4 separate regions of the Homo sapiens genome follow, and all the other regions are linked to region 2. The links are chromatin contacts, found by Hi-C or POLR2A ChIA-PET in ENCODE. All regions are on one chromosome and are shown on one strand. The core of a region is the stretch at or near the end of the contact, and the rest is flanking DNA. Distances in the headings are between cores, read along the strand shown.

Region 1 (2,931 bases), core at 376-2,875, 1.9 Mb after region 2:
AGTTTTTGAATGGAATTAAACCAACAAGTTCTAGTTGTGTATAGAAGAAAATTTGCATAAGTCTATAGAAGTCTATATAAGAAAACTTCTTAAACATAGTTCATGAGCAGCATGGATTAGTTATCCTTCAGCTGGAAGGTTTCTTGGAGAACTTAAAAGCAAGGGACTTCCTGCAGAAATGACTGCAAACATTTCTCCTTTTATGGGCTAGCATCCTCTATGGTGGTTTTGTACCACTGTCTTAGATCTGATGGAAACTCATTCCCAGAATTCCCTTTCCTAAATCGTTCTTCATTCCAGTTGGCTACAAAGGAAATTTGTGTGACCTTTGGAAGGTAAAAGTGAAACAGCAGCATTCTGCTCTGAAGGTCAGTGTAGTCAACAAGTGCAGCTCACTGACCTCCCAGATCACCTTGTCCATGGCAGGCAGCAGCCAGGCTGCCGGACATTTGGCTCCCCACAGATCTCCTCTTTTGGTTTCTGGGCCAGGTGCACGAATGGCTTTGCAGTGAAGAGTGCCAGTCCCTTTCGGGCTGTTCAAGTCAGGGTCATTGAGGCTGGAGAAGTATGAGTCAAATACAAGTTCCAGTTTATCTTTATGGGTTTCATTTTCTCCTGCAGGTTCTCCCTTGCTCAGCTCTACTTCAAATCTAGGTTTTCTTCCCAGTTGCCAGCTCTGCTAACCTATGATGACTTTAGCTCCATACCAGATGTGACGTGAAAGCGACTGCAAAGCTCCCACAATTGTTCAAGGTCTAAAACTGAAAATAAATCCATTATTCCATATTACCATAGTGGTTCTGCTTTTCTAAGTGATAGGGATTCCATTAAATCTTTTCTATTCAGAATATGTACTTGGTTACAAATATTCTTTAGTGCATGCCTTTCTTTTTTAAAATTTATGATATTGTCAAAAGAAATAGTACTAATGTACTGAGCCTAAGTATGTTATTTTATTCTCCCTTGTTTTGGGGATAGGGACTTGGAATATGCTCTTTTACACAATTCCTCTCAAAACTGGTAAGCCGAGGAATTGGGAGTCTGCTCCATAACCAGAGAATACAGAAAAACTAACAATTAATTTGAACTTCGGCATAATAATGAGTTAAAGACTACTTGAGTGAATTAGCTGCTTCTTCGAAATTTGTTTTAATGTGACACTTGGAAAGTTATGTCACTCATGATGAAATCTAAACATTAAAATTTTGAAAACAGGCTGGGCATGGTGGCTCACATTTGTAATCTCAGCACTTTGGGAGGCAAAGGTGGGAGAATCAGCTGAGCCCAGGAGTTTAAGACCAGCCTGGGTGACAAAATGAGACCCAACTCCTCTAAGAAAGAAAATTGAAACCAATTTCAGTTAATCAATTTTTATCATACTGTATGTGCATTGAGAATAAATAAATACTGCCATGAAGCACTTCGACCTTTTTACTTAAATTCCTAATGTTTTACATAATTTCTGAAGATTTTATGGTCTTTAAAGGCAGGGATGCATCTTCTCATTTTTACATCCTCCCATACTGGCACACAGATAAGTCCTTATTAAACATCAATTGAACTAAGTAAAGAACACATTTCAGCTTCCTGTTTTTTACAAAAAAGAAAAGAGCAGCAGGGTATGAGCAAACAACCACAACCAACTACATCCTCTGATGCTTTTCTCACTGTTATATAGAAACTCCAGCAGGAAACCACTGCTATATCCTTTTCACCACTATAGCAAAATCTTATGAATTACTGGCAAGCATAAAACAGCTCCATTGACATCACATAAACGTTTGTGACAATTTATACTCACCACACTCAAGTGCTTTAAAACATCTTAACAAAGTTTCTCAAGGACAAATTCCCAAGGAAAAATAATCATATACTTTAACCATGTGTTTGGAGTTTAATTATATGAAAAAGCAATAAGCACTATTGAAACTTGGTGCACCTCTCAATGTAGCTGATGTTTACAAAAAGCTCAAAAAACTGACAAGTGTTAAAATTCCTCATATGACTCAGACTTATAAAGATTTCTAACAGACCAAAGATGTATTAACGACTACTCCAAAACACGAAAGTACTAATTTTTTCCCTTTGTATTCAAAACGACCCAAGAATTAGACATTTCTAGCTAGGAAATGTAGACCCCCCTTTTTTCCATTCTCACACATTATGCACTTATATTTACAGCAACACACATTTTAAATTTGTAACGTGAGCCTTGATAATGCATTTTATCAATGAAGGGGTCTTCCATTGAATATCTCTTATTTGTCCAAGATCTACAAAGACAAGATGATGGCAGAAGTCCAGGCCTTTCATTCAAGGGCTTTAACTTCAATGTGAAACACAGACAAATATATTCATTTTACACAGAAGTCAGAGGTCTAGAACTCTGTAGCTTTCTTGCATGCCCACATTACCTAGTCCATAAGCTCTCCATAGGGCGTAGGGCTAAATGACTACATGCGTAAATGAATGAAGGCATACATGCTTGGTGATGATGAAGAGGGGGAGATAACAAGGGCCCGTTTGGGTTCCAACAAAGGCAGAATGGGCCTAAAATTCAGAAAATAAGCCTGTGAATGAAGAAGAAAACAAGCAAGATTTAAAAAAAAACAAGTGGTGGGGCATCAGAGCTAGAATTGCTCTTAGGGATTTCTGGACCAGCCCTCTCATTTCTAGAGAGGACCTGAGGTGCTGTGGGCAATGACATGCCTTCATGTTCCACTTTCAGGGACTGTGACATTTGTGTACCCATTTCATGATTTTAGCCTCATGTGCTTCCTATCTAAACCATTTTTTTTAACTCAATATTTTTCATTAAATTGACTTTAACTGGTGCACTGGTTGAAAACATTAGCCTTGCCCTAAAAAATAACATCTGTGAAATTACAGGTTTGATGTACTTGTTATATTATTTTTTGTAGCATATATTTT
Region 2 (2,762 bases), core at 172-2,671:
CAGAAACAGCGGATCATGTAAGTAAAAGTCAAATAGTTGCCACATCAATAAGCTAATATAAATGAAGTAAGCCTGATTACAAGCTGCTTTGGACAGTCTGGGTTTCCAACTTTGTTTGTCGGTTTGTTTAATTTTTGCCTCTCAAGTTTATTATCCAGTATTATGTGTGTTGCCCTCTGTTCCTCCTCCAGCATGTGTGCCTATTTTCACAGCTTTTCTCCTCCACGAGTTTCCAAGGGCCACAACTGGTCCTAGCAAAGCCTTGTGAATGAAATCCAGCAATTGGAGCAGACAACTTGGTTAAGAAAACAAAAACAAAAAACCAAGAAACCCTTCAAGATACGAGGGCTGAGTCTCTGGACTATCTCCTCTTGCTGTAACCGCCCAAGGGGTTCACCTTTCCCGCTTCCTAGACAGAGCTGATTCATCAAGACAGGGGAATTGCAATAGAGAAAGAGTAATTCATGCAGAGCCAGCTGTGTGAGACCGGAGTTCTATTATTACTCAAATCAGTCTCCCTGAGCATTCAGGGAGCAGAGGTTTTTTCTTTTTTTTTTTGATACGTAGTTTCACTCTTGTCGCCCAGGGTGGAGTGCAGTGGTGCGACGTTGGCTCACTGCAACCTCCACCTCCCGGGTTCAAGCGATTCTCCTGCTTCATCCTCCTGAGCAGCTGGGACTACAGGCGCGTTTACCACCATGCCCAGCTAATTTTTGTATTTTTAGTAGAGACGAGGTTTCACCACGTTGGCCAGGCTGGTCTTGAACTCCTGACTGCAAGTGATCCCGCCTCGGCCTCCCAAATCAGTCATAATTTTGCAAAGGCGGTTTCATTCCCATAACGAAGTATTATTCAAAAATATGGCTAAGACCTGCGTCCTTCCGCAACAACTTACTCCCTAAAAAAACCAGAGCAGGGCCAGGCGCGTTGGCTGAGGCCTGTAACCTCAGCACTGTGGGAGGCCCAAACAGTTGGATTATTTGAGCTTGAGAGTTGGAGACCAGCCTGGGCAACATGGCAAAAATCTGTCGCTACAAAACATACAAAAATTAGCCAGGTATGGCGGTGTGTGCCTGTAGTCCCAGCTACGTCGGGGGCTGAGACAAGAGACTCGCTTAAGCCCAGGAGGTTGAGGCGGCAATGAGCTGAAATCGCGCCCCTGCACTGCAGCCTGGGCGACAGAGCCAGACTCTTGTCTCAAAAAACAAAAACCAAAAACCCAGGGCAGCAAGTCTCTCTCAAACCCCTTGGCTTCTTTCCCACTTATTCCCGTTCCAGTTCCTCGTCTGTTTCACCTTTCCTTTCCTCTGACACTTTCTTGGTAGTTCCCTGCGTCCCCAAGTAAGCCTGCGCAGACTGGGAAGTCTGGGAAGTCGGAGAAGGAAGGCGCTACCAAGCCGGCAACGCACGACCTTTGCTTTGCGGCGCGGCCGTAAAGCGCCATTACGCAGAGAGAAAGTTACGAGGTTCGTGGCCGCGGTTTCCCCAGGCAGCTGGCGCTGGAGGCTTCGGCGTCACGTGCTGGTCTGGATTTTTCTCGATGCACTGGGGAAAGCGGTGGACTCTTATCGTGGGAGGGCTCTTGATCTGTGATTTATAGATAGGCACAGCTACTCCCGTTCGGGAACCCAACGGCAGACAGGTCCTAGTGCCCATCAGATACCCGCGGCCGGGACTCGGAGCTGTGGGGTGTGGGGAGGCGGAGGCACCAACTAAGAGCGACCTAGCATCGCAAAGCCGCCCTCGGGGCGCTCATGGCGGGACGCCTCCTGGGAAAGGCTTTAGCCGCGGTGTCTCTCTCTCTGGCCTTGGCCTCTGTGACTATCAGGTCCTCGCGCTGCCGCGGCATCCAGGCGTTCAGGTATTCCACCCTCCTACTACCGGCTCCTTTGCCCTAGACCTTGAGTTGGGGGTGGGAAGCAGCTTTTTTTTCTGGCGTATTCTGTAGGCTTTGCTTTGCCTCTCGGGTTTTTATAGTCATATACAAGTTTTCAAAAAGGCTCTAAAATATTTTATCTGCCTTTTGAGGAAAACGAGTGGCAGGGACCCTTCTTGACTTCTGATTTTGAAATTTGCCATTCTCTGTAAATCATTGTTAGTATCACGAGAGAGTTTAAATAGCAATTGTTTGGGGTGGTGGTGTCCCGTGCCATTTTTTTATGGTTAATACTTAAAACATTATTATTAGTATTAATACATGTACATAGTTAAAACAACTTGAAAATGTAAAATGAAAAGTAAAATCACTATTCCCCCTGTCCCCTTTCCAGGGTGGACAATATATTATATTTACTATCTACCTCCTTTTTTTTAATAATTTGTCTATTGTGGTTAAATTTAGGGATTTATGGTGTCTTACACTGCCTCCTTCTGTTCTTCCCTTCTCCAGTTTTTATTCTTTGAGTTAGTAAACACAGGGTCCTAGGTGCAGCAGCCTTTTCTTATTTTATAGATATTAAAAGTCTTGAATCTACAAAGATGATAATTAGAAAAATCTATTTCCTAAATAATTTACTTACTGTTGGTCAATTGTTCTGTGTCTTTTTGGTCCTGTTTCCTTCTGTTGCTTTTTCTCGAACATGTGATGGGCACTGGTTATCTGTCTATATTTTGATTAATATGAGTAATAGGTCTTGTTTTCAGTACATGGGTCGCTAATTGACTTTTGGCTCTGTACCAGGTTGCCTAGATAGGAAGGTTTCAGTTGAGGGCATGTGAGCAGGTACCAGATGGGTAGACTGGGAACCTGCCTTTTGCTTCAG
Region 3 (2,976 bases), core at 311-2,810, 1.0 Mb after region 2:
CTTGTGAGGCAGGTCAGAGATTCTCCAGGGACCCTCCCTTATCTGCCTCCAGCATCTATCGATACTATAAAGAATAATTCATTTTAAATATAATGAAGACCAACAATTATAAAACTTCCAGAAGGTAACAAATGAGGAAATCTTATAATCTTGAATTTAGCAAAAATGTCTTAAGTAGGACAAAAAAGGTATGAACTATGTAAAAGAAAAAAATGGATAAATTACATCAAAATTGAAAACTTCAGTGCTTCAAAAGACACTTAAAATGAAGAGGCAAGCCACAGACAGGTAGAAAACATTTCAAAACGTATAGCTAATAAAGAACATGGTATGAAACATATAAAGAACTCAATAATATATAAAGAACTCTTAGATAAAAAGTCAAGCTAGCTAATAAATAAATGGTCAAAAGATTTGAATACACACTTCACAAAGAAGAGATCCTCCTGCCTTGGGCTAAAAAAGGGCTGGGGTTACAGGCAGGAGCCCAGGCCCAGCCTTGTCAGTTGATTTTCGGTGACCCTTCAGAGGGCAAAGGGGAAGTTTTCTCCTGTTCCCTACAACCGACAGGCCCATCAATTGGTGAATGGATAAATAAACTGTGGCTTACCCATATGATAGACTACCATTCAACAATAACACAAATGAATTACTAATTAAACACAATAGTATGAATCTCAAAGCATTGTGCTAAGTTAAAAAAGCCAGACATCACTTAGATATGGTTCCGTTTGTATGCATTCTAAAAAAGGCCTAAAGCACATCACTGTTGCCAGGCACCCGGGAATACGGGAATACGTAGCGGAGCGGGCACGAGGGGGGTGGGGGTGGGGGTAGGGGTGGGGGGGAGGGTAGCTGCCTGCATAGCTCTGCCCAGTTTTATGCCGGTTTCAGCCCGGCGCACAACGCATTTTTTTTTTTGATACATAGTCTCGCTCTGTCGCCCAGGCTGGAGTGCAGTGGCGCAATCTCGGCTCACTGCAAACTCCGCCTCCCGGGTTCCCGCCATTCTCCCACCTCAGCCTCCCGAGTAGCTGGGACTACAGGCGCCCGCCACCACGCCCAGCTAATTTTGTTTTTGTATTTTTAGTAGAGACGGGGTTTCACCGTGTTAGCCAGAATGGTCTCGATCTCCTGACGTCGTGATCCGCCCGCCTCGGCCCCCCAAAGTGCTGGGATTACAGGCGTGAATCACCGCGCCCGGCCGCGGCGCACAACGCTTAACAAACTTTGGCTTCCGTTATCCCTCCCTCTGGAAATGCGTGTGTCAGGGTGCCTCCTAGTGGAACTGCAGCGTTTCCTCGAAAGCCATTCCGTCCAGGAGTTAAGGTGGCCGCTGCCCGCCCGGGGACACTTTCTCAGTCCAGCCCATCGGCCTTTACCCCAGCCAACGACCTGTTGCCTTTGGCCGCCTGCCAAGTCACTCTCATTACAGTTTCCTTTTCCTTTTCGATTCCGCCCCCTAAAAACAACAACAAACATTATGTTTCGTTTTCCACTGGAGCTGCAGGCCCCGCCCCCAAACAGCACGTGGGGGGCGTGGCGTCCCGGCAGGGGCTCAGTAGCTGAGGCTGCGGTTCCCCGACGCCACGCAGCTGCGCGCAGCTGGTTCCCGCTCTGCAGCGCAACGCCTGAGGCAGTGGGCGCGCTCAGTCCCGGGACCAGGCGTTCTCTCCTCTCGCCTCTGGGCCTGGGACCCCGCAAAGCGGCGATGGAGCGGAGGTCGCGGAGGAAGTCGCGGCGCAACGGGCGCTCGACCGCGGGCAAGGCCGCCGCGACCCAGCCCGCGAAGTCTCCGGGCGCACAGCTCTGGCTCTTTCCCAGCGCCGCGGGCCTCCACCGCGCGCTGCTCCGGAGGGTGGAGGTGACGCGCCAACTCTGCTGCTCGCCGGGGCGCCTCGCGGTCTTGGAACGCGGCGGGGCGGGCGTCCAGGTTCACCAGCTGCTCGCCGGGAGCGGCGGCGCCCGGACGCCGAGTGAGTGGGGCTGGTGTGTGAGGGCTGTGAGGGCTGTGAGGGGTGAGGGCTGAGGGCTGTGAGGGGCGGGCAGCCGGGGGTCCGCGCCTGAGGGAGGAGAGCCCAGAAGGCCGCAGACGCGCGCCTGGCTCGGATAGTTTCGCCGACGGCGCACCTGAGCTGTCTTTTATCCCGGTCAGTGTCAGGCGCGGGGTGAGCGGGATACTGGCGACCAGCGGATCCTCCGCTCAGCAAAGTGGCCGGTGCGGGGCATGCGGGCACCGTCTTCATCCTTTTAGCCAGTCTGGCTTTCTCATAGGTTTCTGTTCAAGTTTGTACCCCCGTCCCCCGCCCGCCGCATCTCCCACTGTCTCGTTTTGAGAAAGTAGTCACTGCTCCAACTTTGGGAGTCGTTCTCAGTGATGGGATTTTACCTTGGCCTTCAGTTGCACTTCTCCCACATTCTCATCGAAGTGGGGGAAATAGTTGCCCGCGTTCTTTAAAATTTTGCCCATCTGTGGAGTGAAGAAATTGGTATCTTGCTGCGAGTTTATTTTGCGTTTAACTACTGGACGTTTGCGTTCCTTTTTCGGTAAATTGCCTGTTTATCTTTGCCTGGCTTTTAGAAATTTGAGTTGTTAAATCTTTTTCTTATTTGTATGGAAGAGGTATTTGAATATTGAATAAGAATAGCCTTTTGCACGTCGTACATGTAATATTTTTCTCACTTTGCCTTTTGTGCATGTTGTTTTTAGTGCATTTTTTGGGGGGTAGTCTGTCAATTTTTTTGTCTGTTAAGGCTTATGGGTTTTATGTTAGGCTGGAAAGCTATCCACACTCCCAGTGTTTTAAAAAATGTACTCATTTTTGTAGTAATTTTAAGGTTTTTTTTTTTAAGTTAAAATTTTTCGTACGCTTGGAATTTTCAGTACTGAGGTAGGAGGGGAGCTAGATTTATTTGCTTTTCCAAAGGCTTAGCCTATGTCCCAATACCATTTCTTAATACTTCCTTTTTTTCAAC
Region 4 (2,827 bases), core at 312-2,811, 1.2 Mb after region 2:
TCTGTTGCCCAGGCTGGAGTAAGTACAGTGGCTTGATTTCAGCTTACTGCAACCTCCGCCTTCCAGGTTCCAGTGATTCTCCTGCCTCAGCCTCCTGAGTAGCTGGGACTACAGGCGCACACCACCCTACTCGGCTAATTTTGGTATTTTTTTTTGTAGAGACAAGGTTTCACCATGTTGGCCAGGCTGGTCTCGAACTGCTGACCTCAAGTGATCCACCGGCTTCGGCCTCCCAAAGTGCCGAGATTACAGGCATGGGCCACCGCGCCTGGCCATCCCCAGTGTTTCTAAACGTGTCAAGTGTGATCCAAATTTCAAAGGTTTGGATTTTTTCTTAGATGACCTGATAACTTAGATTCTGCTTTTTTAGCTTTCTTGTCTCAGTGTACTGGACAATTTGCATTATTTCACGGAGGGCTCAACACTGTCAGTCAGCCAACAACGTCTCATCCCCAGGATACACCACTCCTTGAAACTTTCTTTTCTACTTGGTCAGTCTGTTAGGTTCTCAGGACGAGCGATTGCAGACCTGAGGTGATTTGAATGTCCTTGGTAAGAATCTATCCTCAAAGGGCCTTCCTGCTTCAAATGCCAGGTTATAGAAATTCTTCCACTGGGAGAGTTATTCCTTTGGATTAAAGCAGTACCGTGCCAGTGTTCTGCATTTTACATTTAAGGGGGGCAGACACATGAAGTCACCTTTCTGAGGTTTTCTGCAAAAGATTAGCTGTGGATCAGATCAGGTCTAGGGCAAGTATGAAAGCACTAGTGACCTTGGGGAGGGGGAGGAAGCTCTGGGATTCGGCGCTAGGGAAAAGTGGAAGAGGACAAACTTTTAAAAAATCCGTTACTGGGTATAGGCCACAGAGTGTCTTTCAGATTACAAGATTTTAAGATCTGGTGCTCAGACTCTTCTTGCTATGCTCCCCCCGGGTCCACCCTCCAGCCTCCCCCAGGCCCGCCTTTCTTCCGCAGCCCCGTGCCGGTCTTCGATCCCCACCTCTCCAGAAGAGCGCCGGCGGCTGCCGCGTACCTCCTTCCCCGCCTCTCCCACCGCGCAGCGCCGCGGGCCGGCGCCGCGCTTCCTACAGTCCTACGAAGGGGAGTAAAGCAGAAGACTAGCGCACTCTCCCTCAATTGTCACCCTCCAGCTTTTTCCCCCGTGCCCAAGGCTTTCGGTCACCTCTTCATAAATAATAAAAACCAGAGTCCAGAACCTGAATAGGCAACCGCTGATCGGTCCAGCTCGCTTCCCCGCCAGTGAAAAGCAATCTTATTTCAGCGTCAACGCTCTATGTCTTGCAGTCCGATTTCGGCTGACACACCCGTGCCGCTGTCCCCGCGCCGGGCCCTCGAGTCCTGTCACCTCGGGCAGCCTGCGCCTGGCTCTGGGGCCTGGGCCTCTCCCCTCCTCCTGCCCGCGGACCTTGCCGCCCCGCCTCCAGCCCGTGCCACGGCGGCCGCCATTGGCGCGGGCCCATCCCAGAACGGCGCCCATTGGCCCGGTGCGAAGCCATTCACCCAGCGCATTCCGCCGCCCGCAGGCTTGCGGGGAAACTTCCTTATTATTGTGACGCCGAAAACGGAGAAACCCCGGGTCCGGCGAGAGGGGCTGTGACAGTCGGAGTCCCAAGCTGCGGTTCGGCTGCTGCCGAGGTGCGCAGGGCGGGGGCCGGGGTTCCAGGGAGGGGGGTACGGCGGAGCTGCAGCCGCGCTGGGCCGCGTTCCGCCTGGCACTGCAGTCAGCGCGCGGCTCCCGGAGGGGCGGCTGCGGCTCCTCCCGTGGCTCCGGCGGCGGGGGCTGCAGGCACCTCCAGAGACGACCTGGGTCTGGGGCGCGGGGAGGTTGGGGCGCGGCGCCCTTAGTACCCTGCGTACGCCTCCCTGGCGTTCTCGTGGGCTCGCCCTCCGGTCAGAGAGCCCCGCGCCGGGAAAGGCGAGACAAGCCTTCAAAATGGGAGCGCCTCCCGCCCGCGCTCGGCCGCCCTCCCGCCCTGCCGCCCGGGAGGAATTGCGACGCAGAAAGTCAAAAGGAGGATAGTCCCTATGCTCGCCCCCTGCCCCTATTTAAATTCTGGGGTTCCAGGGACCTCCGTGCAGTGAGGGGCGCGGACGCTTTCAATTGAAATGGGAGCTGGCGAGGCCCTGGCATTTTGGGGAACCTCAGCGGCCGCGAGGAGTTTGCGCCGAGGACGCGGTGCACGGCGTCCGCGATGACAGCGCCGGCAGGGCTGCGGGGCCCGGCACCACCCACTTCGCGGAGGCCGGGCCGGCTCGCCTCTCCCGGGTCCGCCTCCTGGGCGGGGCCGGGGGCGAGGGTGTGTGCGGACACGTGTGTACGGGTGTGTGTGTGTGTGTACGCCGACACGTCGGTGCGGACCGACGCGGGGGTGTCAGGAGCTGGGACGGCCGGGGGCAGGTGAGACTTGAGTCATTTGTGAATGTGTGGAGTGGGCAAACCAGGGCAACCAGACCGAGAGGAGCATGTGTAACCTGAAACAGGTGAGCCTATGGAGACAGTACCTAATGCGACTGTGCACGGAATATGTGTATGCAGCATGAGCTCCAGGGAATAAGTATTTGAACTTTGCTGTTGGTCTGTCACTGTTTCTGGCTGCTTTCTGATTGCATTTTACATCAGCTTTCAAATGAGCTCAATTAGGAAGTACCTAATTCAGAGAAAAGCCTTCCAGGATTTTGCTTGCATTCATCACGCATAGAATGCTTTGGGAAAGACGATTCAAGAGCTCTCTTCCATTTGTATGTGTCTTCTGGCTCTTTCCACAAATAAGAAGCTATTTCTAGAACCTTTTATTTGATGATTAGA

What was found. A loop is a pair of places that touch in the nucleus more often than their neighbours do. ChIA-PET counts read pairs that join two places held with the same protein, here RNA polymerase II (POLR2A). Pooled maps may share reads with other maps.
Region 1: a map of naive thymus-derived CD4-positive, alpha-beta T cell shows a loop between it and region 2 (10-fold over the local background). The contact joins the enhancer-like site here to the promoter of NUDT9 in region 2. A Hi-C loop is called at or near these places in 1 of 168 maps with a recorded cell type or tissue (naive thymus-derived CD4-positive, alpha-beta T cell) and 7 of 50 pooled maps.
Region 3: a map of CD8-positive, alpha-beta T cell shows a loop between it and region 2 (3-fold over the local background). The contact joins the promoter of HERC5 here to the promoter of NUDT9 in region 2. A Hi-C loop is called at or near these places in 3 of 168 maps with a recorded cell type or tissue (CD4-positive, alpha-beta memory T cell, CD8-positive, alpha-beta T cell and naive thymus-derived CD4-positive, alpha-beta T cell), 3 of 37 single-sample maps with no recorded cell type and 9 of 50 pooled maps. POLR2A ChIA-PET finds 5 or more read pairs at or near these places in 1 of 52 experiments (CD4-positive, alpha-beta memory T cell).
Region 4: a map of B cell shows a loop between it and region 2 (16-fold over the local background). The contact joins the promoter of HERC3 here to the promoter of NUDT9 in region 2. A Hi-C loop is called at or near these places in 1 of 168 maps with a recorded cell type or tissue (B cell) and 9 of 50 pooled maps. POLR2A ChIA-PET finds 5 or more read pairs at or near these places in 3 of 52 experiments (BJ, activated CD8-positive, alpha-beta memory T cell and naive thymus-derived CD8-positive, alpha-beta T cell).

The regions. Positions count from the first base shown.
Region 1 is chr4:89,293,051-89,295,981 of GRCh38, forward strand. The region is part of intron 1 of GPRIN3 (GPRIN family member 3); the gene reads right to left. Among named protein-coding and RNA genes, the nearest start is that of GPRIN3, 13 kb to the right of the region's middle. Within about 2 kb of position 1,626, at least 5 of the 41 ENCODE cell types and tissues checked have a DNase peak (open chromatin) inside an H3K27ac peak, as active enhancers do.
Region 2 is chr4:87,421,152-87,423,913 of GRCh38, forward strand. It overlaps NUDT9 (nudix hydrolase 9), which reads left to right and starts at 1,422. Exons shown (of 8, transcript NM_024047.5): 1 at 1,422-1,861. The coding sequence starts at 1,755. RefSeq lists enhancers at 1,191-1,240, 1,310-2,244.
Region 3 is chr4:88,455,559-88,458,534 of GRCh38, forward strand. HERC5 (HECT and RLD domain containing E3 ubiquitin protein ligase 5) reads left to right here and starts at 1,561. Exons shown (of 23, transcript NM_016323.4): 1 at 1,561-1,976. The coding sequence starts at 1,712. The region is part of intron 1 of LOC102723458 (a long non-coding RNA gene); the gene reads right to left. RefSeq lists an enhancer at 1,191-1,620.
Region 4 is chr4:88,590,919-88,593,745 of GRCh38, forward strand. HERC3 (HECT and RLD domain containing E3 ubiquitin protein ligase 3) reads left to right here and starts at 1,562. Exons shown (of 26, transcript NM_014606.3): 1 at 1,562-1,656. RefSeq lists silencers at 1,068-1,127, 1,298-1,857, 2,178-2,587.